Regions from separate parts of the Homo sapiens genome. Here region 1 is linked to region 2. A link is a contact called in ENCODE Hi-C or POLR2A ChIA-PET data. All regions are on one chromosome and are shown on one strand. Each heading gives the region's core, a stretch centred on a gene start or an enhancer-like site at or near the end of the contact. The rest is flanking DNA. Distances are from core to core; before and after follow the strand shown.

The links. A loop is a pair of places that touch in the nucleus more often than their neighbours do. ChIA-PET counts read pairs that join two places held with the same protein, here RNA polymerase II (POLR2A). Pooled maps may share reads with other maps.
Region 1: a map of astrocyte of the cerebellum shows a loop between it and region 2 (3-fold over the local background). The contact joins two enhancer-like sites. A Hi-C loop is called at or near these places in 9 of 168 maps with a recorded cell type or tissue (GM23248, astrocyte of the cerebellum, chondrocyte and 5 more) and 2 of 50 pooled maps. POLR2A ChIA-PET finds 5 or more read pairs at or near these places in 2 of 52 experiments (activated CD8-positive, alpha-beta T cell and activated CD8-positive, alpha-beta memory T cell).

The regions. Positions count from the first base shown.
Region 1 is chr18:462,846-468,766 of GRCh38, reverse strand. All of the region lies in intron 2 of COLEC12 (collectin subfamily member 12), which reads left to right. Among named protein-coding and RNA genes, the nearest start is that of COLEC12, 35 kb to the left of the region's middle. Within about 2 kb of position 4,331, at least 2 of the 41 ENCODE cell types and tissues checked have a DNase peak (open chromatin) inside an H3K27ac peak, as active enhancers do.
Region 2 is chr18:360,560-366,529 of GRCh38, reverse strand. All of the region lies in intron 2 of COLEC12 (collectin subfamily member 12), which reads left to right. Among named protein-coding and RNA genes, the nearest start is that of THOC1, 95 kb to the right of the region's middle. Within about 2 kb of position 3,726, at least 4 of the 41 ENCODE cell types and tissues checked have a DNase peak (open chromatin) inside an H3K27ac peak, as active enhancers do.

The DNA of each region.
Region 1 (5,921 bases), core at 3,082-5,581, 100 kb before region 2:
GGAACGAGGGATAACAAGACTACCTATGTTTCAGGGACATTGTGAGGATGAACTAATGCAAGTGGAGTGCTTAGCACAATGCCTGGCACTTAAAAGGTACTCCATAAATGCTCATTATTTACTAAGAGAGAAAGACAAAGATGGGGAATTAAAGTTTACCAAAAAAAATGAGTTCAGCATTTCATTTGTGTCTCTCATATGTATATGTGAATATACACTCTGTGTGTGTGTGTGTGTTTGGCTATTTAAAGACTTCTGAATTGGAAGCATGGAGATCAGAATTATAGCCTTTCTTTTGCTATGCATTAACTAGCTATGTGAATTTTGCAAAATGATATAAACTCTCTGGGTCTCAAATAAGCCCTTCTGCAAAATAAAAGGGTTAGGGTAGATGATTTCAAAGGTTTCTTTAGGCTATACAGTGTTATGGGTTTGCATCTATGTAATGTGATTCAAGGTTCAAGAATCTATTCTGCTACTGCATTTGATTTTTTTTTTTTTTTTTGAGACGGAGTCTCACTCTGTCGCCCAGGCTGGAGTGCAATGGTGCGATCTCGGCTCACTGCAACCTCCGCCTACCGGGTTTAAGCGATTCTCCTGCCTCAGCCTCCCGAGCAGCTGGGACTACAGGCACATGACACCACAACCAGATAATTTTTGTATTTTTAGTGGAGATGGGGTTTCACCATATTGGCCAGGCTGGTCTCGAACTCCTGACCTCGTGATCCACCTGTCTCGGCCTCCCAAATTGCTGGAATTACAGGTGTGAGGCACTGCGCCCGGCCTGATTTTTAAAATATATTATTTTTTACTCTTCCTTATTCCAACAATTCAAAATAAATATTTTGTATCTTTATTATGGATCTATCTTCCCAGGTATCTGATGTAAAATTTAGTTGGCAAAAATTGTCAGATGGAAAACTTGTATTAATTTTGTTCACAAATCTTAGTAATCTCAAGACTGTTGGTTTTCCATTTGGCTGTAAGTTGTTTTCGTATAACTCTATGAGTATTGAAGCATTTTCTAGGCATGTTTTGAACGAACTCTGTTCCAGATCTCTAGACTCAAACATGGAAGATTCTTTTCCTTCCAAGCTTCATAAAAGCAGCTAATTATTCAAATGCAGGTGTCTGTAAATTTAATAGAAAGCATAATGTTTCCATTAACAATCTGAAGACAGTTGGCAGTTTCTCTCAATTCATTAATCTGTTTACATTTATCATATGAAATTTTTCTTGGTATTTCTCATGCTAATGAAAAACATATTGGACAAAAAACATAAACCCACCAGTTACCAACAGAGGAAAATCACTTTAGCTGTGCCCCTTCTTAAGAAGATGGCCCATTGGGAGCTGTGACTCCCTCATCTTTTCTGGTTAGTTTTCAAGTATTAGAATCCATATACACAAAAGGGTATCCAGTGGTCCTCTGTGTCTTGGGGCTTTTTTCCTTCCTCCAAGAGAGTGGTTCTGTAAAGTGGGAGCACATATATTTAACAAGCTTGTAAGTGAGTCGTTTTCCCAGCTGGGAAATCATGAGGTCAGTTCTCTCATTCTCTGCCTTTTTGGAAATAGTTAACCTCACTTTGAAAATTGAAGTCAGCATTAGAATGAAGGAAGGAAGAAAGGAAGGAAAGAGGGCAGGAAGGAAGGAAAGAAGGAATAGAAAGTGTATTAGAGTTTTTTATTTTCTATTTATAATTGCAAACACCTAGAAAGGGTGTATTCTGATAAATTGAAAGTCTTTTTCTTTTCCTTACTGACTACTTGGGTGGATATAGGTACACCCACAGCTGAGGAGAGCTGAAGATTTTGGAGTTCCTGAAGTACTAAAGGAGAGAAGAGATAGGGGAGGGGAGGAAAACAGGGCTGGACACGGTAGGAAGTTCTGCAGGCTTTGGGGTTGGGGATAAGGCCATCTTGTTCAGTTCTCAAGGGCCAGGGACTTAGGAATAAAAGAGTGAGCAGCTCCTTGCATACTTATAATTCCTTACTTTGTAAAAAACTGTATTTTTTTCCTGTTATATTGTAAGTTGAATGAGGACAGAGATGGTGTCTGTTTTGTTCACCACTGTACCTGGAACAATTCCTCAGCTCAACATATATTTGAGAAAGGAAGAGTAACAGGTTTGAGTGCTTAGAATGTGCTTTGCACTCAAGGTGCTTTCTTAAATCCTACCAAAGCTCCTCATCTAATAAGCCTGTCCCTGAAAGTGCCTGTGTGTGGGCTAAAAACATTTTCTATAGTTAGATTCTGGGGAGACAGAGCCTAGACCCCAAATCAAGCAGTAAGTCACAGCACACGGGCTGAAATTCAGGCAAAGCAGGAAACAGAGCACGGATAGTCTGCGAAAGGAAGGAGACAAACTGGAGCTGTTGGGAGAAGGCGGAGGGCCACGGAACTTCTAGTGTCAGGAGGAAAAGATTGAAGGAAGCACGTAACTGCTCTGAAGGTCCTGGAAGTCTCTAACTGGGGTTGGTCTATGTAACCATTTTTTAAAAATTTTTTATTTGTTTTTTGTTTTTTGAGACAAGGTCTCAATCTGTCGCCCAGGCTGGAGTGCAGTGGTGCGATCTCAGCTCACTGCAACCTCCACCTCCCGGGTTCAAGTGATTCTCCTGCCTCAGCCTCCCTAGTAGCTGGGACTACAGGCAACTGCCACTGTGCCCAGCTAAGTTTTTTATTTTTTATTTTTTTTGAGACATGGTCTCACTCTGTCCCCAAGGCCGGAGTACAATGGTGCAATCTGTGCTTGCTGCAACCTCCACCTCCTGGGTTCAAGCAATTCTCCTGCCGCCCAAGTGGCTGGGACTACAGGTTTGTGCCCCCACGCCCGGCTAATGTTTATATTTTTTGGTAGAGACTGGGTTTTGCCATGTTGCCCAGGCTGGTCTCGAATTCCTGACCTCAAGTGATCCACCTGCTTCAGCCTCCCAAAGTGCTGGGATTACAGGTGTGAGCCACTGTGCCCGGCCATAGGTAACTATTTACTCCTTTAGAAAGACTGGGAAGGTCCTTTTGCTTCAAAATAGTACCCTTGCTTGAATTTATTTTATTTTTTGCTTAAAATTAATTAAGATAATAGGCCTCTTTTGAAGTATAAATACACTAGGAAATTTTAGAAATGATGATGGTTACTAATAGTCACCTGTACTTTAAGGTGGATTATTTAATCAGGTTACTTTCTTCCTGTAAAATCAAACTGAAATCAGTGAATTATTTTTAAGAGATTTGTATTTCAGAGAGATGAAAGGTTCAAGGAACTTTGGATCTTAGCACCTGAGACTGGGAAATAAAAATTTCAAGTGATGGGGCAGAAACTCAGAAAGGAGAATGTGAAACACAAACTTTTCATAATAATTTTGGCTGGGTGCAGTGGCTCATGCCTGTAATCCCAACACTTTGGGAGTCAGGGTGGGCGGATCACTTGAGGTCAGGAGTCTGAGACCAGCCTGGCCAACATTGTGAAACCCTGTCTCTACTAAAAATACAAAAATTATCCAGGTGTGGTGGTGCATGCCTGTAATCCCAGCTACTCGGGAGGCTGGGGCACGAGAATTGCTTGAACCTGGGAGGCAGAGGTTGCAGTGAGCTGAGATCCACCACTGCACTCCAGTCTGGGTGAGAGTGACACCCTTTCTCAAAAACAAAACAAAACATAATTAACAATTTTGTTTAAGTCTGTTCCCATCTCCCCTTTCTTCCCAGAAAGCAGGTAAGAAGGGGTCAACTTTAAAAAAGCTTGAGGGAGAATGTGATCCCAGGAGAAACTTCCTGTAAGTAGAGGTCCCCAGTGTGATGGGAGCGTCTAGAACCTGAGCTTTGGAGAGCCCAAGAGTGTGTCACCCCCAGCCTTGGTGCTGAGCACACCCCACTGGGCTTCCCCAACCAAGTTCTGTGAACCTGCTAACTCTCAATAGGAATAAGGAATGAGTTCTTTTCATTTGCCTGAGTCTTGGGCCTTACAATGAGAGTTCGTTGGATGAGATTGAACAGTATATGTTGTGTACCTGTTGTATTCTGGCCCTGATGCTGGACCCTGGGATTGAATTGCTAAGACATAGCACCAGTATTGATGGTGCTCCCAGTCTAGCCGGGGAGAAAAAAGATCAACGTATCTCTACTGTAGTTTGAGAAATGCTTGAAAGGAAATAGAGGATAGAGGAGCCAGATTCTGAAGTTATTAATTCTGCAGAAAGTGGGGGGAACCAGTGATTCAGAGAAAGCAGTAAAGAGGGATGACTGTTTAAGGGAGAGGCATTAAAATGAGGAAGTCCCCAGACAGTCAGTGGGAGAAAGTGCCTTAAGGCTGAGGAAACAGAATGAAGGTACACCAGTAGCAACGAGGAGCATTAGTGCCTGTCCCATGGGGAAATGGACTGCGGCCCATTCAAAGGAGGGAAGCACATATACATACACCCAGCTCTGGGATCCATTGTTAAGTGATAGACTGTCGCGAGATGCTGTGTTTATTAGGGATGCTGAGGAGGCTGCAGAATAGTGACTCATGACTTCTGCTCTCAAGGTTGCTACAGCCAAGTTAAGAGGACAAAAGTGACTCGCATGGAACAATAGCAGATAATACAAGTTAGTGTATCCGTGGAGGTTTGTGGTAAAGATGAGTCCAGACAAGAGGAAATTGGGAAAGGAAAAGGAGAAGCGCAGCAGCAGTGCGGGCCTCTAGTGAGCACACGCGGACAGGCAGGGATTAGCTCAGGGTGTGGGTGGGGATGGAGAGAAAGAACCAAGAAAGGGAACCAGTCAAAAACCTTCCTTCCTGGAGCTCGGGCTGGGGGTGGAGCTGTAGGGCATAGGGTGCAGGTGCAGGGAATGGGCCAGGCTAGTGAGCTAGAAAACAAGGCAAAAGAATTTCAACTTGAGTTGATTAAAATGCCTGGTCTCTGACAGCCTTTTCACGGAGCAGTCTAATTTACTACATGGTTTTATGTGAAAGAAGAGAAAGTGGAAATTGGGGGCTAGGGGAAGAGGGCTGTGGCTGTCACCGGTGAATAAGCTGGTGATGGACGTGTGACAACGGGAATGAAGTGAGAGAGAAGAAAGATACGAAAGACAAGACACTTTTATCTGTGACTCCGAGATGTCGCTGGCTCTGACTGTGTAACTGATAGCATCTGTCCACTGAGATCCGAAGGGTCAGGTGGGGAGAGAACAGAGCCGAGCCCCCGCTGTGCAGTCTCAGCGAACTCCCAGCCCCCACAGGAATCCCCACACTCATGTTTACGACACATGCTGCCACCTTTCATTGCATTGAGATGATTAAGCAACTAATTATTTTTCTCTCTGTGTGTGTGTGGTTTATTACTTTCTTGATTTTAATTGATATAGATCTTCTGAATTAGTTGGTTCTGGCCAAATGCAACAATTTATAGTTGGGTACAGATGCTAAGCACTTATTACTAAGCAACTATGGCTTCACCCGTGTGCCAGTATAATAATGGAGACATTTATGACTGGGGGGAAAATGAAACAATAAACCAAGGCTAAAACAAAACATTATGAAGGTAGTATGAAATGAAATGAAAATCAATGACTACTTTGCCAAGGGTAAGTAAATCACTTTCTAGAGGGGCTGATGCTGAAAGCCTGCAGAGGTTGGAAGCTTTTTCTGGGTACGAAGCCTAAGGAGGAGGCCAGTGGGAATGGCAGGATCAAGTGAACCCTCTCGGTTTCAGCCTGGGCTTCTTCAGAACCTGCCACCCTCTCCCTGACTCCCCCGCTTCTCCTGAGAGAACAGCTATCAGAAAACCTTGTTCTTCCATTGTTGCTGAGGAAGGCTTGAATCTGAGCTATTACACTTTATGTTTCTTAATAAACTCCAGCTGGGGAGAAATTAAACTGGGGCTACCCTACTTTGCCTTTTTCAAGTAAAAGAAACGTATAGGCTTCAACATTTCAACAA
Region 2 (5,970 bases), core at 2,477-4,976:
GTGGATGTGTGCAGTATCAACTACACAGGTGCTTAGGGATTCAAGGCAAATTAGGAAAGGGTGCATTGAGGAGGAAATCTGTGAGTAAGCACAAAGGAAGTTAGTTAGTAGGGAAGAGCGTTTCAGGGAAGAGAAGGGCAAATCTCACAGCCCAGAGGGGAAATGAGCAGAGCCCTGTCAGAGACCATAGCTATGCAGGTGCCTGGGGTCCTTCCCATGCTCCCTCAAACTCTTGCTCAAATGTTACTCTGCGGAGAGGGCTCCAGACACACCATACTTAAAATTGACATCTACGTCCCCCGCTACATGCCCTTCGCTCAGTGCTTGCCTTGTTTTTACTATAGCATTCATCACCTTCTGTCATATGAAGACATCCTCCCACTGGAATATAAGTTCCAGAAGGCAGAGATAGATTTTTGTCTGTTGTGTTCACCAGTATAACTACTGCCTGCTACTTACACCTTGAAGAAATGAATAAACAGGATGTAGCAAGAATGGAATGTGGTGATGTGGGCAGAATTCTGGGGTCGAAGGAACTCCAGCTGGAAGGTAGAAAACCCGAGCCCTAAAGCCAGCCTGGCTGTGTATAAACTTGGGGTGGGGGGAGTAGGAGAGAGGAGTGGAGTTCCTTGGGCCTCAGTTTCTTCACTGGTGAGATGCATATTAGCCAAGATGACAGCCAGCGCCCCTCCCGGCCTCAAGATTCTGAGTGCCAACATGGTCAGAGGGTGCGGGAGCAACTGGAGAATCACTGTGGATTCCTGAACCACAGGGTCAAGGAGGTATTGGTAAGAAAAAAATATTTTTTGCCAGTGTATTCCAGATAATTTTTTTTTAGAGGGAGGCTAAGAGGCTAGAGGTAAATAAATTTTTTAATCGCCATCTGATAAACCCTCCTGTCACCTTCTTCCTTGCCTCTGTCTTACCTTGCCCAGCTCCTGCAAGCTTGAGCCACAAGCAGTTTTTTGGCTCTGTAGATGAAGGAGCCATTGAAGACTGGCTTTTGGGGTTCATTTCAAGCATACTAGAACTTCAAAAGAAAACCATGGGGTGACCAATTTATTTGGTTTCAAGCTTAAACTGATCAAGGCTCCTGCATATCCCATAGTTTGCTTTGAAATTATAAAGGTACCTTCTTTCCCTGGCCCATCTCACTCCAAAAACTCCCTCAGCATTGGGAGATATTCCCCTGAGGGGCTAACATGCCTTACCAGCCAAACCTTCAAGCCACTCTTGACCTCTCCTAGAGAGAATGAGCATTTATTTAGGGCAGAATTTACTTGCTGCTTAAGTATGTCACCACAGTCTAATAAAGGAGAAATTATAGCCGGCAGAAGCATCAGGCCTGTAAGTTAGTTAACCCACCGGAGACTACATTTTATTGCTTATTTCTGAGAAAGGCTTATCTATCAACATGTGAAAGGATGTTTCCGCACCCCTTTATTTTGACAGAATACTTCTACTGGTATGTCTAACTGGTCCGTTTTCTAGATTATCTCGTTGGGCATCCTTTATCTTGCTTTGTTTTGTTTTTCACTTCTGGAGATGAATAAGCTTGGAGAAGCAACACACAAAAGATTTGGGTTCAACTCCCAGCTCAGCTACTCACTGGCTTGGGTACTCACCCTCTTTGACCTCCCCACTTTCCTAAAATCTGTAAAATTAGGGTCAGAATTCCTACTCTGCAGGGTTGTTAAAGACATTATAAGTAACCAGGAGAGGGTTCCTGGCCCATATCAGGTCCTCAGTAATAGCCTTCATCCTCAGCAATTCCTCTTCACATTCACAGCAATAGCAAACTCTCACCCACTCAAGAAATGTCTCATGGCCTTCCTCAATTACCTGTCAGAGTCAGTGTCTGGCTCAATTCTACAGCAGATTGATGACCCAAGCTAGAGCTGCATTTTCATGAGTCCTTTTAATGAAAAGATTCAGCACTTAATCCCAGAAGGACATTGTATGGTAGTGCCAGATAATGAAGTAGTCAGGCTGCTGAAATGTTGACAGTTCACTCTGTGCCCATAGAATAAAATGTATAGGAATAGAGCCAAGAGGAAGGGGCCAGCTAGGAGAGACAACTGTAAGAGATGTGATGGTTGAGCTCCCCAGTGAGCAAGGATTCCTCTCCTTGGAATTGAAAGCATTTGTGGACAGTTCATCTAATAAAGGATTTCTTATAAAAACCACAAAGAGAAAATAATGGCGTTCTTTTGAGACACTATATATTCTGGCAGACACTGCATACTCTGAGTGGGACCGTTACATCTGGCTTTTGCCTACGACAATTCTTTTTTAGTAGGCAGGGTATAAATTATAAATTTTAAATAAATAATGCATAATCTTAAAAAAAACAATAAAACCAAACCAGAACTGACTGCCTTTTCTTTTTATACACATGAAAAAATTTCAATGAAAACAAACTATACCCTTGGTAAATGCACAGAATTTGAATGTAAGTTCAGCATGAACGTCGAAGAGTTCATGCTGTCATAAAACTCTCTTCTAAGTAACTTTTCCGGTTTGAACACATCTTTATGAATACAGAGCTGCTGTGAGGCTTCACTTATTTTGCACAGAAAGTGATTTCATTTCCAATTCTTGTCCTGCTTCCGTTTTCATGGCTATCCACATCGTTAGGAAACTTGGCATAGTAAGGTGTCCAGGGCTGGGATTTGTATTTGGGGAACTAAATTACTCACTAATAAAAAAAATTTTTTTTACTAATTCCATATTTCATCATTTAGTAAATAGCCTTCATCATAAGGAAAAGCTAGTTATTTCGGTGGATAAAGTGTTTTATGTATTTAACTTTTGTTCCAGTGATATTGCGTAACATTCAAGCAACTAACCGGGTTGTTAACTCTTATTGTTTTGTTGCTTTTGGGGCCATTTTAATTATAGGAATTTATTTGAATCATCCGTTTTACTGTTAGAGCCAAATCATTCTTATGGGTTTATGGGAATCTATACCACCAGGCAGTAGATTAATAACTGTAAAAAAACCACATGAAAAGTTCACTGCGAATCTCAGATCAAAACTTGTGGTTTTCTGGATTTTGCAATTGACCCTTTTTAAAGCTTCTCTTTGGTAACATGATCTTTATGGCAACACCACTGAGCTATAGACACTTGTGATCATGAAAATAGCCCAGAAGTGTCCCACACTCACCCACAGTGCCGGCCTCCACCTACCAAGGAAGGGGATGGATCTGCAATGTATCCATTTTAACACACAAGCCCACCTTCAGTGATATACATGGCAAAAAAATATGAGAGTGAAGGAGACTCTTTTTTTTTCTGCAAAAAGATCGGAAAAACAGACTGGATTGAGACTGGACCACAGCACTTGGGAGGGCTCTTTATGGAGAACCACAGCAGAAAGGAATTCTCTTTGCTGGTGAATTCTTCTGGCCCTTTGCACTGTCATTCCTGGAGCGTTTCAATTATTCCCCCAACCAGCAAACGGCTCACTGATCAGCAGCCCCCATTCCCCCCCTGCCAGCTTCTTACTTGAAATGTGTTGTTGGAACCAGGGCAGCCCAGGGGACTTTGAGTTTGGGCACTGGGGACCAAATTGTCAGCCTATTCTGAACTTCCATGGAATACTCAAGGAGTTAACCAGAGCGATTTTGGCTTCACTGGGCCCCCACACTTTTTTGTATAACAAAGACTCGGACACTGGAAAATACATTCAAAACATGAGCCAAGAGTGGAGTTCAGCGGGAGATAGTTCAAGAGGGAAAAGCAGCGGAAAGGCATGCACCCTTCAGGTCCTTGCTGCCTGTAGGCCTCTGAATTTCAAATGTGCTATTGGCGCCAGGTTCTTTGGCACGCTGGATCTCTTAATGGTGAGGGGCAGCACTGCTTCACTTCCTGAACTGAAATCTCTCCTCTGCAGCACTCTGTATATCAGTCCCCAGCCCTTCCTTCCCTGCCCACCCCCACCCCGCCATGGGAACAAAGTCCCCAGGCTCTGGAAAGTAATGCTAAGAAAACAAACACTACAAAGGCTGGTAACAGGGGGATATCTCTCTTGAATGTTATTTTGTAACCATCTAGGTTCAAGGAGGAGGGGGTGCCCCAGCTACAGGAGCCAGCAGGGTCCCTTTGTAGTAGGCATCCGTGTGTTTGGCCAGATGTCCTCCCAGCGGAGGGCAGAGAGGAAGATAAAACAGAATTCTTATTAAAAAGAAGTCAGGGGAGGGGGAAAACAAGACAGAGAAAGCGTGTCAAGTGGAAAGGGAGGCCAGGCAGTGCCATCTGATATTGATTAAATGCTGATAGAGTCAGCAGTGAGAAATGCACACGGTGAGGAAGTGCCCCAGCTCTTTGGAATGTGAACCAGTGACAGCTGTCCGGGCTTGGATCTGCACGAATACCACATGCACCAGATGCCTGGCGGCCACAGGGCTAGCTCACGGGGAAGGATGGGAGGGAAAGATGAGTGTGCTGGAGTCAGGACCTGTGGCTTCTGATCCTGCTTCCCCTCTCTGGGCCTCTCTTTTCCCATCAATGACACAATGACGCTTGACCTCTGCACAACCTTCTAGCTCCCAGATTGTGTCATCTACTATAATCTCTGCTCTAACCAAATCTTCTGAGGCTCTCTTAGTGGAATGTAAGAAATCATCCTGAAGAGGCATAAGAAGCTCACCCAGCATGGTCCAAAAATCCAAAAGGAATAAACCCGCCCATCAGCCATGGGAGTGCCACCCAGTCCTTCAGCGGGAGGTCAGGCCAGCACCCCGTGTCTGTCGCCCTTCTGTGCTTCACAGTTGCCACCAAAGCAAGTTCATGGTTTCTCAGCATGGAATGTGGCGTGTCTGTGGGTCTACCTATATGTTCCTTTCTCTAAATTTCAAAAATATTTTCACCCTTATTGGATGTAAAGAGTCTTTTTTCATTTTATACCATCAGATTACAGAGAGCTTATGCGCTGGTCCGTGTGTGTGGTGGGCTGGGGAGAGTGTGGGTGTGTGTGTTCATGCGCGCATCCTTTAGTTAAGAGTGCCTTCTTGAAAGCTTGTTGTTTTGTTTTTTTCCTTTTTAGCAAATGTCATGAGGACAGTGGTATTTTAATAAAGGGTGAGGCTAGATTCCAGTGGGAATGGAAGAGGAAGCTTCCACTGAGATGAAAAGATCTCACACTAGGGTGGTGGCAGGGGAAATGGAGAGGAAACGATGACTAGAGAGAGGGACCATGGCCTAGTGGAGAGATCGTGGCATCTAGAGTCTGACACAGGTTGGAGTCCTGACTGCAACATTGTATAGAGTGTCAGTTCAGCTCTCACCAAGATGCCCCCTTGCAGTCCTTTTATGGATTAGAGATGCTGTGTGTAAGGGATCTAGCTCAGAACCTGGCACACTGTAGGCAGTAAGTGAACATCAATAAGCTGTAGATGATGATGATCATGATGAAAAATAGCCCACAAGGCCTGTGACTGAATTGGAGAATAAGTACAAGAGAAGAAATGATGGTGTCTTTGAGTTTAACCACCTGAGGGATTGGGATAGAAATAGTAGTTGAGTTGAGTACAATAAGAAAAGTTGGGTGGAAGTTGGAGATCTGGTTTGGCAGGGCTAGAACTGAAGTCAGTTTTAGACATAAGAGACGGTGCTGAGACATACAGGTGGCTATAAGGAAGTAAGACAGAAAGGAAGGGGAGGGGAAAAATGGAAAAATTATAATAAACAAGTTTATTTACTCTAGGTCTGTTTGATCAGTGAGTCTAATTTTACAAGCTTCACCTTCAAGGGATTGGTTAACCAAAGGTCAATCCATCATGACCAGCTTCTAAACTAAATCCTTGCTCCTCGAAGTGTGGTCCTCAGACCAGTTGCCACCTAGGCCTTGCAGAAATGTAGAATCTTAGCTCCTCCCTCAGACCCACTGAATCGGAACCTGCATTTCAACAATGTGATGTGTAAGCACTTTAAAGTTTGAGAAGCATTGTTCCTGAGTGTGGTCCA